2 separate regions of the Homo sapiens genome follow, and region 1 is linked to region 2. Evidence: chromatin contacts called from ENCODE Hi-C or POLR2A ChIA-PET data. All regions are on one chromosome and are shown on one strand. The core of a region is the stretch at or near the end of the contact, and the rest is flanking DNA. Distances in the headings are between cores, read along the strand shown.

Region 1 (4,312 bases), core at 701-3,200, 180 kb after region 2:
AAGGGAGTTGTGGGAACCCCCGAATTCATAGCGGGCCAGTCAGAAGTCAGACCTATGATTGGTACCTGAAGTCGGGGGGAAGTCTTGGGGGACTCAGCCCTTAACCTGTGAAGTCTGCCCTAACTATGGATAGTGTCTGAACTGAATTGAATTGTTGAACACCCAGCCAGTGTTGGGAATTGGTGTCAGAAAAAACGTGGCAGTGGTAGGGAGCTTGTGGGGTAGTGGGGGTCCTTCTCTTTGGGGTTGAGAGATACCACTAGTGCCTCAATTCAGTTTCATCCTGAAATTCAAAGGCCTTCATGACCCTGCTGGGAATCTGACCACCGTTTTCCCACTTATTTCTGGGTTACAAATTCACACCCAAACAAACTTCTGGAACATGACCATTTATCCTATGGCAATTAAAGGACTTAAGGACTATAGACATCCTGCATGCCCCACCACGCATCCCTGGGCTCACCTGGATTTTGAGCCTGAATTTTCTGATGCCAGAGAAAGCTTTAAGTGTATTCAGAGCTTGGGTTTTGACACTGTTGTCCTTGTCATCCAGCATGTAGCCCAGCAACACGATGTCATCCGTAGTACAAGCAGAGGCCTGGAGTATTGGGGAGAGATGGAAGAGGCAGGAGAAGCGGGTGTTCTGGGCCCACTGCCCCCCATGTCACCAAGATCCCTCCGCACACCCCCCCCCCACCGCTATCAGCCAGAGAGAGGTCCCAGGATATAGTCTGGCCATTCCAGGGGCAGGGATCGGCCGTAACCCCCAGGGGCCAGGCCGGCTAGGGGGGACCTCCTGCTTCCCTTACCTCAGCCTCCAGCAAGTACACACAGCGAGTGATACTGTGCAGGATCATGCTCTTGGCATACTCATCCTGTTTGCACTCCAAAGAGTTGAGGAGCCTCCGGAGCTCACCTGAGTCCCGCCCGTGCCGCTCTCGCTCGACTGCCAGGCCTAGACAGCCACCCCAGCCCAGTTCAGGCTGTGGACTCAGAAGTGATGAAAGAATGGGGTTGGGAAGTAGGGGACAGGGACTTGGGGACAAGGCTGCCTTGCCTTTTCGGAGAAGCCTTCTCGCCATATGCAGGACCACCATGTACAGTTGAACGAATGTTTACTGCACAAGGGCACCCTATCTAATGTTGTATTGTCCATAACGTACCATCATAGATTTGTCCATTTACTCTAACAACTGTCTGGCATATGGCGGTAACAAGTAGTATTTCATCATAACCAGTATGTGGCAATGATATTCCAGCAGATGGCAATAAAGAGTCTTGCAGAAGGGGCTCATTTTCCTACTCTGCACAAAAGAACATGTGGACTAGTGGAAGCTCTGGGCATATAGTAAGTCCTCCAATCTTCCCTTTCCTTAAAGCCTCACGTTCCTAGGGCAGAAAAGGGATGGGGGGAGCTGCCGACACCAAGTTTCCAAGAAGTGGAATCCTGGGAGCCAGAGGAAATGTAGTATTTGGAGACCTGCCAGATGAGTCTGAGGATCCACTTGAGTGAGATCCAGGGACCCTGAGCTAGCATCTCTGGCAGGGCCTTGCCTAGGACGCTGCAGGGTGGGCTTGAGGAAGATGGACAAGAGAAAGACAAAGGAAAGAGGAACTTGGAGGCATCACCTTTGGGCCCTCCCACAGCAGAGGCCTCGGGAGCAGGTGCCTCCTGGGGCAGAGCCCTCTCCCCAGGGCCCGGACACTCACGGGCGATGCAGATGGGTGAGTTGCTACAGAGGGGTGGTTTGCATTTTATGCCAGCCTTGATGGCCTTGTAGAGCAGGTAGATCGCCCCGGCGCCTGTGGCCAGGCTGACTACGCTTTTGCGGATGTCCAGTTGCCCCAGGTATTGGGGGATGCTCTTGCCCATGTCTTCAGTGTTGCCCTGGGCCCAGGTGAGAGCTAGGCCCAAGGCACCTGTGGGGGGCCTTCCGGAACCAGAACTCTGGCAGGGTCAGGAACCAGGGTACCAGAATTGGAACCTAGGCAACAAAGGAAACTGGGGAGATAATGGGATGGAGGGCAGTGGTCAGGAAATGGGGCAGCCAGGAGTGCTCGAGAACAGATGGGGCCAGGCACCATGGCCCACACTTGTAATCCCAGCACTTTGGGAGGCCAAGGCAGGCAGATCACTTGAGGTCAGCAGTTCGAGACCAGCCTGGCCAATATGGTGAAACCTTGTCTCTATTAAAAATACAAAAAAATTAGCCAGGCATTGTGGCGCACACATGTAATCCCAGCTACTCAGGGGACTGAGGCAGGAGAATCGCTTAAGCCTGGGAGGTTGAGGTTGCAGTGAGCTGACACGCCACTGTACTCCAACCTAAGCGACAGAGCAAGACTCCATTTCAAAAAAAAAAAGAGAAGGTTCTGCTTTAGAGACCACAGGAGATGAAGCATAAGACAGAAGGGGAATAAAAGGGGAGAGGGCAGAAGTGTCCTTCACATCTCCTCTTCTTTAAGGGGGGACCCCAGCAGGTAGCTCCAGAGGCTGCCTTTCCACCATTAGAGGGCAGCAGAGGTCCATTTCCGGGCTGGGGCCTTAGGGCATTTCTGGGTGAGGTGTTTGGGGTATGCCCATTGACAACCCTGTTCCTTTTCTTTCCGGGCCCTCCCATATGTGATCTCTCCACCCTAGATCTACCCCTGGGCCTTGGGGTGTTTCTTCAGGTAGGGTTCCCTCCCCGCATCAGAGGATGAAAAGGAGGGGAGTATCTTAGAAAGCATGCACAGACTCTTGAGGCAAATCCACCCTTTTCCAGCATCTGCATGTTGCCCTGAAGTTTACCTGTTTGACAAAGTGCTCTTGAGGACAGCTACCTTTGCATCTCCAGCATAGAATCTTGTACTTAGCAGGTGGTTTAAGTCATGTTCTGCCATTCTTTAAGGACTTGGCGGCAGAACAATGACAGCATCTAGTAACTGGGGCTCCAGACCCTTCTAACCAGAGTGACCTTGGAGGAGAAAGGGATCGCCTTTGCCTTAGTCTGTTTCTGCATTTGTAACCTAAAGGGATTCGGATTTACCATTCTAAAACTCCAGGATTAAAATGTGGGTAAGTCTGTGCCTTTCAGCTAAATTTGGAAGTATCACCTCTCAGCCTCCCCAGGGATATGAGGCGGCTTGTGAGGTCCTCTGGAGTCAGAAGATGCCACCACCCCAGAGGATGTGAGCCCACCTGTGGAGGTCTTGATCCCCACCACTAGGATGGGGCAGGTGAGACCAGACCCTTCCCTCTTCCCCACCAGGGTCTCCCCGCAACTTCTGTCCCCACTCTCTGTTGCAGAACAGGCAAGTGGCCAGCTCCAAACTAGGGCCACGCCCACAGCCAGTGCTGAGCATGCTGCACCAGAACAGGTGTTCACCTACCTGGCCCTGATCCCTTTTTGGGAGAACTGGGACAGAAGGCTCTGGGTCCTGGGCTGCACCCAGGATGGAAGGAGGTAGGGAAACAGCATCTCCAATGATGCTGCGGCCAGCCAGGCCTGCCCACTCAGAGCCTTGGCCCAGTACACCCTAGGCAGCAGGCAGGGAACAAGCAACACTCCTGGGTGGCCATTCTATTCCTGTCCTCAGCCCTCCTCAAGGGTCATCATTCCTGGCACTCTATTTAGCCCCAAGGTGGGTGACTACATGAACTCCCTGTGGTGAGGGGTGAGTAGAAGCCCATGGAAGCCTCCCCACTGCCATGCAACCCCATCGCATCTCCACTGAACTCCGAGCAGAAAACGGCTGCCTGATGGGAACTGTCATTTAGGTTCCCAGGCTACTTTGGTGGATCTGAGAATAAATCCCTCAAGACAAGGTCCTTGCTCTGCCCTTCTCCAGGGTGGGACCCAGAGTTACTGGCCCCTCCATCCCATGGAGCCGATTCTGCAACCCTCACTTCCTAAGCACAGGTAAGGCTCACCTGTTCTTTAAAGACCTCCAAAAAGTGTTCTTTCTTGGCTGCAACCTAACTCCCTCCTGCCACACCTAAGGCCCATTTCTTCTGGTTCTGCCTTCAAATGATTCAGAGAGATTAGAGGCAGAGTCATTCCTAGAGTGACATTTTTACTAGTCCACAGTACAACAAAAAAATTAAAGACAAAGGAATGTCTATTTGTTGGCATAAAGTCCATTGACCATCTTTTCTTGGGAATAATTGTTTTCTTTCTTTTTTTTTTTTCTTTTTTTTGAGACAGGTTCTCACTCTGTCACCCAGGTTGGAGCGCAGTGGTGCGATGTTGGCTCACTGCAATCTCTGCCTCCCAGACTCAAGCAATCCTCTCGCCTCAGCCTCCCAAGTAGCTGGGACTACAGGCATGCG
Region 2 (4,092 bases), core at 778-3,277:
GCCTAACACTGTGTAGGCACTGAGTTTACATCAAGGAAAACCTAAGCAGGGTCTCTACACTCAAACAGTTTACTTTGGGGTGGGCAGTACTTTCCCAATTCTGGGATTTTTCCTAGCTATCAGCTCTCTCCCTGTCTTTTCTAAACCACACGCGGTTATCCTGAACTCACACAACCCTCAGAGTCTAGGGCTTCCCTGTCTGTCCTAACCTTCCTTTTGTTTTCAACTTTACAGCAGGGAATAGACTGGGCTGCATCCTTCCTTGGCCAACAGGTACTGTCTTCTTTTGCAATATACTCAGACATGCTATCATTCAGGTTCCATGCAACATATATCAATTATCTAAATTTCAAATTTGGCTAACCTGCCTTTCCAGCCTCACCTTCCATTTCATCCCTTCAGTTGTTACCAGCCCCAATCCTAGCCCCCACCTACAGGTGTCCACGTCTGTGCCTTTTTGCTCAATGTATTTTCTCATTCAGGAATGCCTGACATCTCCTTCTCCACCTATAGAAATCTTACATATTTCCTAATACCCAGCTCAAAAACTGCCTTCTCTGGATGGGCTTAATTACTTACTTTGCTCAATAAGTTCTGCCAAAGCCCCCATGCTTGACTTGTGCTGTACTATTGCCCTCTCATCTTCCCTTCTCAATTACTTGTTCAGAGCAAAGGTCTTCAGAGCTTCCACTCTGTCCAGCTGCGGTACTTTACAACATGGGTTGGTAAACTAAGATCTGAAATAAGAATAACCGTTGAAACGGTTGAAAAAAGATCAAAAGGGCCTGGCTCAGTGGCTCACACCTGTAATTCCAGCACCTTGGGAGGCTGAGGTGGGAGGATCACTTGAGCCCTGGATGTCCAGGCTGCAGTGAGCCGAGATCATGCCACTGTACTCCGGCCTAGGCAGCAGAGCAAGACTGCTCTCTCTGTCTTTCTTTAACCCTCACCTTCCCTTCAAAACCTAACAAAGACCATGTTTAAATCAATAGAAGAACATTTTATGACGTGAAAATTATATGAAATTCAAATTTCAGTGTCCATACATAAATCTTTATAGGAACACAGCCCATATTTTCTATGACTGCTTTTGAGCTCCAATGGCAGAGTTGAGTAGCTGAGAAAGAGATCTTATGGTCCACAAAGCCTAAATATTTACTGTACGGCCCAAAGAAAAACTTTGCTGAGCCTGCTATACAATAAGGGCTTCATGATTAAATAACTGGGTCGTACACCAAGATTCTGAACATATAGGCAGGCCCTCTTAAGTTTAGTGTCTTTGTGTAATGGAAGTAATAACTATTTTGCCTTTAAGTTGCCATAAACATCAAATGAGATAATGCACTTAGAAAATAAAAACAAAAAAAACTTATAAACAAGACAGCTTTATCATGTATTGAAGGTGGTAGAATAAGAAAACATTAAACGTTTTTATTCTCATTTCCCCTTCTTTCCTTTACAGCTTTCACTTAAACTTGAAATTTCAAGAGAAAATTCACTTTTGAAGTTTTTACTTTTCAAGTGATAATAGGGTCACAGGTTCTTTCCTTCCAGTCTTTTTGTGTTGCTCCCACTCCCTTTTCTTTCTCACATGTAATTTTTTTCCATTTTCTTTAAATAGTATCTCAACTGGGCTCACAATAGCTCAGGGAAGGAGAAACTGGGACATGCCTGATTAATCCATTTTACAGGCCAGGAAACTGAGGCAGATCCCAGTTGCCTCCGAAGCTCTGACTCAGCAGCATGCAGAGAGCCCTGCCGCTCTCTGCGCCTTTTCTAAACAAATAGAACAAAACTAACCTTGCCAGGTTTCCAAGCTTGGATCTCTAACACTCCTTCAACGTTCACCCCGGCGTTCCTCCCCGCTGCGCCCCCTCCCTCTCCTTGCCGCCCCCTCCTCGGGAGCAGGTGGTAGGCTCCGCGCCCAACGCGCAAGCGCGCGGCATCGTGGGGCGGGGGTGGGGCGGGACTGAGGGCGGAGTGTGAGCGGGCTCGGTTTTGGGCCGCGGCGGGAGCGGGAGTCGCCGCCACTCGAGTGCGCAGGCGCCTGGCGATTACCGGTCTCACCATGGAGCGGAAAGGTGAGCGGTGGAGCGGCCTCCGCCACGAGGGGCAATGGTCGCCGGGGCGAGGCCCGGGTCAGCGCCGGGAGCTTCGCTTAACTGCCGCGGTTCGGTTCCCGGACGTGCGGCGCCCCTCCACTGAGGTGGCGCCGCCCCACACCCCCTGCCTCTGGGCTGCGGGTCCGCGCCCCTCAGTCCGGGCGTCCTCTGGCGCCGGCCGTAGCCGCCCCTTGTTCCCCGCCAGGCCGGCTCGCGCCTTGGGGCCACTCCAGGGCCCGGCCCTTGGCGGGCGACGCAGACCCCCACCCGCCCGCCCCCTGACCCGGCCTGAGACCCCTCCGGCGCATCCCGCCCGGGCGCTGCTCTGCGCCCCGTGGGCCGCCAGCCCCACGGCCGGCCGCCTCGCCGGAGCCCGCAGCCGCCCCCGAGGCAGGCCCCGCAGCCGGGCCTGGCGCCCCTGCTGGGTCTCCACCCTCACCTTGGTCGCCTCCTTTCCTCCACATTCGCCCTTCATCCATCCCTCTCTCCTGCAGTGCTTGCGCTCCAGGCCCGAAAGAAAAGGACCAAGGCCAAGAAGGACAAAGCCCAAAGGAAGTGAGTCTTGTACCCCAACATCCCATTCTTTGGATTTTCCTCCGGCACCTTCTCTGCTCTGGTTTCACGTCTTGAACGTGCACCGGGTTTGGGCACCCTGTGGCTGCAGCCACATGGCCTCGGGGCAGCTCGGAGGGTCGCTCTCCAGCAACCATGTGGAAGAGAGCTGCTGTTGCTCAACGCCAGGCCTGGGTCTTAGCAGCCCCGGGCCTGCTGGAAAGGGCTGTCGGAGGAGGACCAGAGCCCGCCCGGTACCTTTCCTCCCCAACTCCACAGAGGAGGCACAAACTCCCCTAGCTTGGACCTCCCCACCGGAGCTGGTAGATCATTATCGGTCTGTTTCTGAACTCTGGTCTCTCTTACCTGCTCCCCAACGTCTTAACTTGCCTCCGACGTCTTCACGGTAGGCCTTAAGGAAATTCTTGAATGAATTTTTCCGTGTTTACTTTGGGTTCTACCAACCACACACTCCCTTTCATAGAGGAGGGCATGGGGCTTTTCCCTGGGTTAGTCAACTTCCTGAGCCTGTAAGGCGTATCGGCTTTTTTGCAGTGTGCCGGCAGACCGCTGTGTATACAGTCGGTGTCTGTTAACTGCTTCTCTTCTGTCTAAACCTCAACCAGATGCAGATAATCTTCCGGAGTGGACATCACAATAGTAACGGGAGAGTTCTTTAACAAACATTGATGATTCTGGTTTGGCGTATTAAGCGCCACATGTCCAGTTTTATCAGTAGGATGCATAACAGTAGTTTAGTGCTATCGTGGCAAGTTCAAAAGTTGGTCACAGCCTAGTAGAAACTCAGGTAGCAGGCTTAGCAGCAAGTGAGGCTAAGCCTTAAGAACTTTCATCATGTACTAACGTTTAATTGCAAAGGATCTTGGAAATCAGCTCTTACACACTTTGTATTCAGAGAGAGCTTGTATGCCTAGTTATTAATACATCTTAATTTTAGATGTATTATCTTTATAGTTTTACATTTATTTGATGTTTTGTGGCATCGTATGCGGTCTAATTCCCTCTGAGCTGATACAACACATTTCAAAGGCCTTCCTAGGTCACCCCACTGAATGACAATACCAGATTAGGGGGGTGTAGGGGTGTGTGTTGTTTTTGGAGGCTACCTACTGTTTGGGGAGAGCACATAATGACTTCTCTCTTTCAATAGAACTAAAGTGGTAGGTGACCTCACCTCTTGCTCCATTTTCTCTTCTGTCTTATGAAATGTATTTTGTAAGTGCTTGGTGACGAAGTCTTGTAAATGAGAGTTTGTGTGTGTCTGTTTACCTTTGGATTATCCATATATGGGATTATTCAAAACCAGTTTTTAATCCTAGATCGTTTAATAGAAACAGCAAGGTGCTAACTTGGTTCTAGTGTGCAGTAGGACTTGAAATGTTACTTTTCTGTGCCTAGTTTAGTTATTCTTTGTGGA

What was found. A loop is a pair of places that touch in the nucleus more often than their neighbours do. ChIA-PET counts read pairs that join two places held with the same protein, here RNA polymerase II (POLR2A). Pooled maps may share reads with other maps.
Region 1: a pooled map shows a loop between it and region 2 (2.3-fold over the local background). The contact joins the promoter of ARMC12 here to the promoter of SRPK1 in region 2. A Hi-C loop is called at or near these places in 2 of 37 single-sample maps with no recorded cell type and 7 of 50 pooled maps. POLR2A ChIA-PET finds 5 or more read pairs at or near these places in 5 of 52 experiments (H1, MCF 10A, WTC11 and 2 more).

The regions. Positions count from the first base shown.
Region 1 is chr6:35,734,670-35,738,981 of GRCh38, reverse strand. It overlaps ARMC12 (armadillo repeat containing 12), which reads right to left and starts at 1,950. Exons shown (of 6, transcript NM_001286574.2): 1 at 1,711-1,950; 2 at 810-955; 3 at 464-598. The coding sequence starts at 1,873. LOC285847 (a long non-coding RNA gene) reads left to right here and starts at 2,035. Exons shown (of 10, transcript NR_027117.2): 1 at 2,035-2,141; 2 at 3,104-3,219; 3 at 3,618-3,902. RefSeq lists enhancers at 453-1,061, 1,062-1,670.
Region 2 is chr6:35,919,033-35,923,124 of GRCh38, reverse strand. It overlaps SRPK1 (SRSF protein kinase 1), which reads left to right and starts at 2,027. Exons shown (of 16, transcript NM_003137.5): 1 at 2,027-2,081; 2 at 2,597-2,657. The coding sequence starts at 2,069. RefSeq lists silencers at 1,685-1,744, 1,775-2,364.